Linked DNA regions of Homo sapiens: region 1 is linked to region 2. A link is an interaction called in ENCODE POLR2A ChIA-PET data of the cell type or tissue named here. Cell type or tissue: A673. All regions are shown on one strand. Each heading gives the region's core, and the rest is flanking DNA. Links, peaks and the distances in the headings are about the cores only.

Region 1 (5,389 bases), core at 224-5,223, 100 kb after region 2:
GTTCTGAAGTTTCACTATAATGTCACTAAGTACAGATTTATTTTTATTTATTCTCTTCAGGACTCAAGTTTCTTCAATCTGAAGATACATGTCTTTCTCCAGGGACATGTGGAAAAAAAAAAGATGTTATACAACCATCAAAGTGGCAAAAATAAAAAAAATCAAGTATTGGCAAAGATGTGGGGAAAATTCTCATAAGCTACTGATGAGAATTTATAAATTATTATGACACCTTTGGGTTGCAATCTGGGGATACTGGCAAAGCAGAAAATTGTACAACCTGTGATCAAGCAATAATAATTTTAGGCACCCATCCTAGAGAAAACTTGAATTCATAGAAAAAGTAGGTACACGTAAATCTGTTCAAGGAATCATTGTTTGGCATTGAAAATAGGAGAGAGATCATGAGAAATTACCAAAATGTCCACCAATAGAATGAGTGAATCACCTGTGGTATATTTATAAATAAAAATATTAAATAGAAGGTAAAACAAATCAGACATACACACATTAGATAGATAAATTTAGAGGACAAAATAAGGAACATGAAAAGCAAATAGTAGATGGCAAATGTAATATAATATACTATGCATAAATTTTAACAACACACAATATTATATTGCATATTGCCCAATAAGCAGAAGCCATAAGGTCTCACACTTTTCTTATAATGCAATAGAATAAAAATGACAACAAAGTAAAAGGGTATCCCAAAAATAAAACTATCCTTTTGGAAAAAAAAAGATTTAAAATAATTCCTGGTTTGAAGAAATAACAAATTAAAAGCTATATATAAACGGTTAACAATATTAGGTGGACATATTTGTTTGAAGAGATAGGTGAAAGATAGTTGAAAAGCCTGGGGGTATATTCAAGGTTATATGTCTTAGAAAACAAAAATACTTGTTTGGGTTCAGTTTTGGATCTGGGCTTGTTCTTGTGGCTTCTGATGATTTCTGACTTGGGGAAAAATGGGGAAGAGTTGAAATACGTCCTTCCACCCAAACCTTTGTTTAGTAATAGGTAGGAAAATGAAGAAGAAAATAGAATGTTGCAGAATGTGGAGGGATGTAAAATGGACAGTACTAGGGTAGAGGGGAAGTCAGATTAGAGGAAAGAAAGAGCATCAGGAACAGTCTTGTGCTAGGAGCTGGTGTGGCCAAGCACAGTCGGATGCCCAAAGATCCAACAAGGCCATGGCTCTGTGTCCTTGAGTGGGCACAACCATTCCTAGCCAAGTTTAAGAGGCAAGTAAAAATATAGGGGCAATGTCAGATGAAGTCTTGTTCAGGGTATGGGGCTAGGATGAGAGAGAATGCCACAGAGTATGAAGGAAGAGTGATAGATCCAGATGAGATACAGCTCAGAGTGCCACGCCCCCAGAAAGAGGAATCAGGCAAGTACTGTCCCAAGGCAGCTGGAGGGTGAGGGCTGAGTGCCCTGGCTTCCTCACTTGGGGAGACCATGGGTCTCTGTAGAAATTCCAATATAAAGGCAGGGAAATTTGACTGCATGGAGTCTTCAGGTAGAAATGTTTCTCTTGCCTAAATTCAGGTGCTAAATAAACAACAAAATGGTAACCTCTACTATGAAGTGTTTCCAATGATGGGATATCTGAGGCCATTACATTCCTGGGAATAACATGGTGAGGTGCAGGGTGGTGGTGGTGGTGAAACATACGACAGACCACTGTAAGTGAGAACAAATTACTGGCCCAGCCCAACCCACACCAAATAAGAAATTTAATATCCCTTTGGCCTGTTTTAGATTTTGGCAAAGCCAGGCCCATAGTGCTTGCTGGGCTCTCTCTTCCACATCATCCAGAAGACACACATTTGCTATGGAATGATTGTGGAGGTGAGAGTATAGTGCATATTAATTCATGCAAAAAGTTAGATATTAGCCCAGAAATGTTAGTAACAAGAAACTACTGAATTCTCTGTTTGTCTGTTGTGGAAATAAAACCTTCTGGGGATGAATCAAAACTATCTGACAATTACTTGAAATGGGTGAATAGCTAAATGTAATGTGCCTTGGATATTATAACTAAAAGGTGCTATAATCCAGTTATATTTTTTATCTTTTAAGGATTGGTTCTGAGGAGCACTACCAGTAAATATTGCAAAAATTACATAAAGCTCCAAAAGCTACTCTGTGTAAACTTCTTGAGTGGGAATTCTCAACCATAATATCTGGAATATGACTGATAATTCTGGATGTTAACTGATTTTATGTTCTGATGTTTTGACTGGTTTTGGGAAAAATTTTGGGAAAAAAGAGTTTTCCTCGTAAATACCCAACAACTGGGTCTCTGGGTAAAAAGGCCTAATTTATAGAGATTGCTAATTTCCATGGTGTAAATATTTCCACAATGCAGATTCCTTCCTTCCTTTTTTTTTTTTTTTTTTTTGAGATGGAGTTTCACTCTTGTTACCCAGACTGGAGTGCAAAGGTGCGACCTTGGCTCACTGCAATCTTCACCTCCCGGGTTCAAGCCATTCTCCTGCCTCAGCCTCCCAAGTAGCTGGGATTACAGGTGCCCACGACCATGCCTGGCTAATTTTGTATTTTTAGTAGAGATAGGGATTCACCATGTTGGCCAGGCTGGTCTCAACCTCTGGACCTCAGGTGATCCACCCGCCTCGGCCTCCTAAAGTGCTGGAGATTACAGGCATGAGCCACCACGCCCGGACCATGATGCAGATTTCAAGCTATGAACATGATTCTCTGGAGTTTACCATTTGTCTTTTAATTGGCAAATTTGATGCAGAATTGGGAAGAGAAGCACACAATTGACTCTCGTCAGCTGGCACAAGCTGGTGCCAGTGCACCACTGTATATATCCATGGCCCTCTGTGAAGCTAGAGTTTACTACTAAAATTTGTGCTCCATAAATATACAAAGGCACTAGTAAGAGAAAAAATATAAAGAGAATATAAACTAAATTCAAATTAGGGAGCTCAAATGGAGAAAATTGACAGATAATATTTTTGAAACTTTGAAAAGTAGTATTTGTCTAGATTCACCTTTTATTACCTTTTCCTTTTTTTCTTTTCCTTTTTTTTTTTTTTTTGAGACGGAGTTTCTCTCTTGTTACCCAGGCTGGAGTGCAATGGCACGCAATCTCAGCTCATTGCAACCTCGGCTCACTGTAACCTTCACCTTCCGTGTTCAAATGATTCTCCTGCCTCAGCCTTCCGAGTAGCTGGGATTACAGGCACCCACCACCATGCCCAGCTAATTCTTTGTATTTTTAGTGGAGATGGGGTTTCACCATGTTGGCCAGGCTGGTCTTGAACCCCTGACCTCAGGTGATCCACCCACCTGGGCCTCCCAAAGTGCTGGGATTACAGGCATGAGCCACCGCGCCCGGCCTGTTATTATCTTTTATTAAGCAAACAGCGTATCTATGTATCATACTGAGTGTTCTGAGCTGTTAGTTTCTTTGGTGTTCATCTAGATGGAAGCTGGGGCTTCCTTCCTTTCAGATATTGGTGCTAACATGAAGCTGACCAAAGAATTGATGGGATCTGCACACTGTAAAGCCGGTTTCAGGATGGCTGAGCTGACGGTCAAGAAAGAAGAGAAGATATGAGCCGCCTGCATTTTGGGGTGGTGGCAGTGAAATTTAGACTTGTGATTTGGTATGACAATATATGGCTTTTTGTGATTGTTAACATTAATGAAAACAAGAAAAATTAGTTGCTCAAAAGTTGAAAAATGGATTCATAAACTTTTTATTAGAGTAAGGCAAAAGAACATATTAAAATAGAGGTAAATTAGAAATGTCAATAAGAACCCATGGACATTTTTTATAAGGAGACTTTATCTGTTCTGTCCCTACAGTGATTTATGCTCTTGGATATTTTTGCTGTCATCCTGACAAATTCTAGTTGGAATATGGAACAAGCTTATTTGTAGACCTAGTGCCTGTGGCTTCTAAAGCAATTTTCTGAAAAGAGAAACCACTGCCTGTTGGAAGAATAGTTGATTCCATACCTCAAGCTAGGGAAAAAAAATCAGAATTAGTCTGTGAATTCTAGATGTTGAGAGAAAGCAGGGTTTCATTAGGGCATCGGAGAGTCACAAGTCCATAGGATGCAAAAAGGAAGATGAAATAAAATTGCCTGAAAAACGCACCTGAATTTCTGGCATTGTTTACTGAAAAGGCTGTGTATTGATGAACCCCAATTATGTGAGGTCTACATTTAAGAGTTTATAATCAACAGTTTGAAAATGCAGGGTGTTGTTTCTTTCTATAAGGAGACAAAACAGTCAGAAGGGAGTGTCACAGGACATTATCACAAAATCAAAGTTCTCCATGAAATGTGGTTCATTTGCTAGAAAATAATGCAAGCCTATTGGAGAGAATCAGGGCTTCTAGTGATGCTAGGGATGACCTTAAGCATTGTTTGTAAATCACACTTTTTCCTAGTCTTTCAGCAGCAGCTGCACAGAGTAGGCCTGCTTCTTCCCATGAAAGCCACACTGAGTTTTATCAACTAGTAGTGTGTGGGCACTATTGCAAGTTATGTTGTGTTGTTTATGGCCATTTATCCAACAGTGCTTTCCTCTGTGCGGGGCTCTGCAGCCTCGTTCTATGTTATTTTTATTACCACGTGTCTGTGCGCCTCAGGTGGCAAAGCAGAATCAGCTTCTCTACCCTCAGCAGGGCTCACTATGACTCACTATAAGGGAAGAAAATCTTACAGATGTCAGAAAATGTTAGGTAAGTGGACAGTGATAAACACAAAACAGCAAGTGGTCAGTATCAAAGAGAAAAACAGTATGTTGGTGAAGGAGAAGTATCAAAGCTAGTTAAAAAAGTAACAGGAGAAATGTAAAGGGACAATACTCCACAAAAATTTAGATTGTAACTGAGCTTCTTCTCCTAAAGAGATTTAAAAATAAAGTATAGGAAATACATGAAGAAACAAAGTAAAATGCCAAGGTGTAAGTTTGACCATGAATATCTAGGGAAAAACATACTTGCACTAAAACAACCAAATATGCAAAAATCAAGTGGAAAAACAGGTCAAAATAATGCCAGTTGATGTCTGTAAGAACTAAATGTATAATAAAATGAGCAAAAAAAATGGCCAGTTTAACACCAATTGGTGCCCATAATAACATGTTTATTTGCAAAGTCTGTATTTTACACACACACTATGGTTTACACAAAATTTGAAGGAAACCAACTAACAACAGGTCTGTCATCAACACAGGTTAGCACAGCACTGAACATGTGCAACTAGGAGGTCAAATCACTTTCCCCGAAGGAGGTGGCAGGAGGAACCTGGTGTTAGCAAGAAGTGGGCAGCACTGTGGGATGGTCCAGAGGACAGCGTGATGGAAGTGGGAACTGGGTGGGATCAAGCGAGGAACACAG
Region 2 (5,389 bases), core at 270-5,269:
CAGTCTTTAGCATGAGAAAGTAGTCCCTTAGACCATCATGGTGGCACACAAGACTCTGCACAGGCCATCAAGTCTGAAGAAATGAATGGGCTAGTTTGACATTTGTTTCAAAATCCCTTACAGGGAAATTTTTTTGGTATTACTGTATATCATTTCATATAGATATATTTCTTTTAAGTAAGTTGTCTTTTTAAGACAATATCTAGTTATTGACAATGTGCTTTTGCCATTTAGAAATAAAGAATATGATCATTGCAATTTAAAACCCAATGAGCAGAAAAAATAATAAGACACTGTTGTAGAAAGGTTTGATGAATTAGAAAAAATATATGAAAACAATTATTCATAAGGAGAACAGAGAGAGGAGGAAAAAAAATACAAAAGAGGAGATACAAAGAGAGTAAAATTAGAGAGTCAAACTGTCTAATTGGAGTTCCAGAGAGAGAGAAGAGAGAATAAAGAAGTCAGTGTCAAATAGATATGACTAAGAAATTCTCATGAATCTACAAATAGATATGATCCGAAATTCTCATGAATCTACAAATTCAGGAATTCCAATGTGTAGTAAGTGGAAATGGTTTTTAAAACCCCATTCTTATTTACATTGTTAAAGAATCCTGAAATGCCAAAACCAAAAGTGTTCTTGAAAGAAGCCAAGGAGAAAAGGAAGGACACCTGACTGTTCCCCATCAATGGTGACAGCTAGGGGACAGTAGAATGAGAAAAACAAATGGCTAACTGACTCTGTCATTGAAGAATTAGGACAATATAATGACTTTTCCAAAAAACAAAAGTTAGTAAGGAAAAAAGAAAATGAAGGCAAAAGAAAGCTGCGGCCAGGATGAACACCAATGTTTATGAGGATTTCTCAGTCATATCTATTGAACACCCATGTTCATCCTCCTTTCTTCCATACTAACAGAGCCTGTGAGTTTTCACTGAGCACAGGCTGAAAAGCTGGTGCCTCACATTACATGGTGGTAAAATGTTGGGTCAGGTTTTGGAGCCTGCATTGCTTTGGAGGGTAGACCAAAATTTGATCAAATCTGTGGCATTAGGAAAATGGTAGGAGAGATCCAGAGTGACGGTCTGTGTGACTCTTGGCTGCTTTAAGCATAGTCCTATGAGAGACAAGAACTCTGGCTAGATCTGGCCAGCCTACAAGCAGAAGTGAAAGGACCTAGAATTGTGCTAATGCAGGCATTTTCTGTCTTGGTCCGCAATATACAGAGTCAAACACTATTTACCCACCTCAAGCAGTTATGAGCTACGTATCTGAAGGGACAGACTCCACAGGAGATAACACTCTTGCCCTTTGGAAAGGTAGCATGCATTAAGGTGAGATTAAGGTAGGGTTAAAGGAGTTGTTTTCCATTCCAAACCTACCATAAACAAGAAAAAAGCCCCAGCCTGGCCAACATGACAAAACCCCATCTCTACATAAGCATAACAAAATTAACGCAAGTGTGGTGGCAGGCACCTGTAATCCCAGCTACTCGGGAGGCTAAGGCAGGAGAATCACTTGAACCTGGGAGGCGAAGGTTGCAATGAGCTGACACTGCGCCACTGCACTCCAGCCTGGGCGACAGAGCAAGACTTCGTCTCAAAAAAAAAAAAATGAAAAAAGTCTGGCAAAATCAGATAATGGTAACAAGGATTTGGAACAAGAACTCCTATACTAGGTGGTGGGAGTATAAATTGGTACAGTTTGGCATTCTTTAGTAACATAAGCATCTATATTATTGCCCTTGAAGGTATACACTAAAGAAAATCATGCACATTTGCACTAGGGTATGTGGACAAGAATTCTAATTGACAAACTTGGAAGTAGCTCTGGGTCCATCTACAGTACTGTTGATAAACTATTGTATATTTATACCACAAAGTGCCAATCAGTGATGAAATTAAACATATCATGGCTACATGCAATGACATGTATGAATCGTACAAATTTGGGCAAAATAAGTGTAACAATATTATTCCTAATATGTGATTCCATTTGTGAAAAGTTCAAAAACAAGCAAAGGTAAGCTATATCTATATCTATATCTATATCTATATCTATGTCTATGTCTATGTCTATGTCTATATCTATATCTATCTATCTATCTATTTTTTTGAGATGGAGTTTTGCTTTATTGCCCAGGCTGGAGTACAGTGGTACAATCTCAGCTTACTGCAACCTTCACCTCCCAGGTTCAAGCGGTTCTTCTGCCTCAGCCTCCCAAATAGCTGGGACTACAGGTGTGCACCACCATGCCTGGCTGATTTTTGTATCTTTAGTAGAGACGGTGTTTCACCATGATGGCCAGGCTGGTCTCAAACTCTTTACCTCAGGTGATTCACCTGCCTTGGCCTCCCAAAGTGTTGGGATTACAGGTGTGAGCCACTGCACCCAGCCTAGCTATATTCTTTAGAGATATATTCCTTGGTGGCAAACATTAGACTGTGTAAATCAGTAACAAGATTTCTAATATATGGGGTAAAAAACAAGCAAGATAAAAGCAATCAACAAAATATTTACAAAGAGTATAGGCTGGGTGTGGTGGCTCATGCCTGTAACTCCAACACTTCAGGAGGCCAAAGCAGGAGAATCTCCTGAGCCCAGGAGTTCCAGATCAGCCTTGGCAATGTAGCAAGACCCTGTCTCTAATAATAATGATAAAAATTTTAAAACGGGTATGGAGGTTATGTGAAAGATAAAGTGTTTTGAGGTCTTTGTTAATGAGAGAGTTTAAAATATCAACTTCAGACCATAAATGTCTCTCATTCTACATGCTTATCTTAACATGACATTGTCACTATCCAATGGGTGGAATCTATGTCCCCTCCCTTTCAGCCTTGGTAGAAGTTCCAACTTCCTCAAGTAATAAGATAGAATGGAAATGATGCTATGTGTTTTTCAAAGATATGCCATAAAAATGCCATTCCCTTTTGTCTGGGTCCCTTGGGACATTTGCTCTTGAAACTCAGCCATCTTCCAGTGAGGAAGCCTGAGCAGCTGGGGAGAGGCCCATATGGAGAAGAACCAAAGTCCCCAGTCCCCAGCCCCAGACCAGCTGAATTCCCAGCTAACATCCAGCACTAACTTGCCAGCCAAGAGAATGACCTGTATTGAAAGTGGATTGTCCAGCCCCAGTTGGAGCCATCTCAGCAGTTGCCATGTGGAGCAGATGCAAGTCATTCCTGTCAAACTCTGTGCTTATTTGTGAGCAAAAGAAATAATTGTTTTTGTTTTAATCAACTTAGCTTTCAGGGAGTTTGTTACTGAGCAATAGATAACTGATACAATGGAAAAATTCTAGAGGCATTTTCACTAAAGTCAGAAACAAGACATGGATAACCCACTATCACCACTCCTCTATATCATAGCAGTGAACTTATCAGGTAATGTAACTAGGTGAAAGTAACTTTTTATATACACAATATATGGCCAACTGACCTTCTCTTTAGAATTAACAATAAGCATTTCTCTAAATGCTCTTAGAATTTACAATAAGCTTTTATATCGATTGTATACATTAGCTACACAGTAAGCTATTAAGTGGCTGCAAAATAGTTTATATATCTATTTTCCTAGTTTTAATATTTTATAAAATTTCAACTATTATAAACATGGCTGTCATTAACATCCTTGTGGTTAACTGAATCACATGGCAGGGAACATTTTAAGATGTTAAAATAAAAACATTAAATTTCCCTAAATTGAATTTTTAGTAGCAACAAAAGAGACTGCAGATTTGAATTTATTATCACTCATAATAATTATCATTCTTTGACAATCTGATTAGTGAAAAATTGCAATGCAGTGTTGTTTATGTGCATTTCAGTTAGGTAAAGAGCAATTGCTAACCTGCTTTGATTTGAATATTCAGGAAGAAGCTTCAAGGTTTAACTTGCCAGAAAGCTTTTTTCCATGAACTGGAAAGTTATTCTAGAAGTTGTTAAGGTCCCTTCTGCCAGCAATAGTCTATGCATGCAATAATCAAATAAAAAAGCTACTGCCTGACATGTTTACCACAAAAACAAAAATACAGTAAACTCTTATACCTTGTAATTTCACTATTCAACAATATTTGTTGAAAACTGACCACGTGCCTTGTGTTAGGCCAAGAATGTGGGATTCGACAGATAACTAGAAACTTTCCCCATCCTCCAGGAACTTACTCTGTAATTTGGAGAGAAGACAAACACAGAAATGCATTTGTCATTTCATGAAGGTGAAAAAAGGCACAGCCAAACTGCATTAACACCATTTACCATTTGAGGTGGAAAATGGAAACTGACTCCACAGGAATGAGGCTGCTGACTCCAAAGGTAGTTTCCAGCAAGGAGTTCCAAACATGTTTTGAGCAATGGCAGCATTCCTAGAATTTATGTATACCTTCCTGAGTTGATCACCTAAAGGGCAACATTACTGTTCAAGTGCAGCCTTTTTTTTTTTTTTTTTTTTTTTTTGAGACAGAGTCTCACTCTGTCACCCAGGCTGGAGTACAGTGGTGTGATCTTGGCTTACTGCAACCTCTGCCTCCTGGGTTGGAGCAATTCTCCTGCCTCAGCCTCCCGAGTAGCTGGGATTACAGGTGTGCACCACCACGCCTGGCTAATTTTTTTATTTTTAGTAGAGACGGGGTTTCGCCATGTTGGCCAGGCTGGTCTTGAACTCCTGACCTCAGGTGATCTGTCCACCTTGGCCTCCCAAAGTGCTGGGATTATAGGCATGAGCCACCACGCCTGGCCCAAGTGCAGCCTTTAATTTACAAGTCAGTCATGAAACTTTACCCATATTTCCTCAAACATTGCTAACAAATTGGAACTACTTTTGTAGTGGTCAGGTAGCTTCTTTCAGACACATCTTCTCATGGACAACCACTAAAAACTCTGGGAGAAATATACAAATGATCGTTGGATGATAGTGAGGAGAAAACAAAAGAAGGTGGTTTCTAGAGGAGAGTTGAGTCCTATAAGGAGAAAGTCACTAGGTGAGTTTGCTATATTTTGCAGCTTTTATCCTTTGGTCAACCTCAGTCCACCCCAAGCTGGGTAGCTAAAACCTGGATAGAATCCAGTGGTCTTCTTGCTTGAAGAACGAGAAGTAATTTGAAGCAATTTAATTAAAATCACCTATAGGCCCCTCTGGCACCCATTGGTAATCATCTCAAACAAGGAAACAAATACATTTCTTGTCCCTGTTCACACGTGTACAAAGATGATAATGTGAACCCGATCTTGTTCAAGGATAAAGGACATCTTTGTGAAATGACTGAGCACAAGGTATAGCATGTGGCAATGAATGTTTCCTTCCTTTCTCCTCTTCCTTCTCAAGAAACAGTAATAATACTCTCAGAATTCAGATTTCATTCTCAAATTCCTCTGTTGGTCTCTTATC

Evidence for each region. Peaks named below come from ENCODE experiments on the same cell type or tissue, not always from the same donor. Only the 100,000 strongest peaks of a DNase experiment are listed, where the experiment ranks them.
Region 1: POLR2A ChIA-PET joins it to region 2 with 8 read pairs; 3 of 35 experiments call an interaction of 5 or more read pairs at or near these places.

What each region holds. Positions count from the first base shown.
Region 1 is chr3:39,524,384-39,529,772 of GRCh38, forward strand. It overlaps a transcript of MOBP not described here. Among named protein-coding and RNA genes, the nearest start is that of MOBP, 59 kb to the left of the region's middle. In A673, for the core only: no CTCF peak of the experiment used is centred there; no DNase peak of the experiment used is centred there.
Region 2 is chr3:39,420,829-39,426,217 of GRCh38, forward strand. LOC107986075 (a long non-coding RNA gene) reads left to right here. Exons shown (of 2, transcript XR_001740663.2): 2 at 2,974-4,032. Among named protein-coding and RNA genes, the nearest start is that of SNORA62, 12 kb to the left of the region's middle. In A673, for the core only: no CTCF peak of the experiment used is centred there; a DNase peak (open chromatin) is centred at 2,933.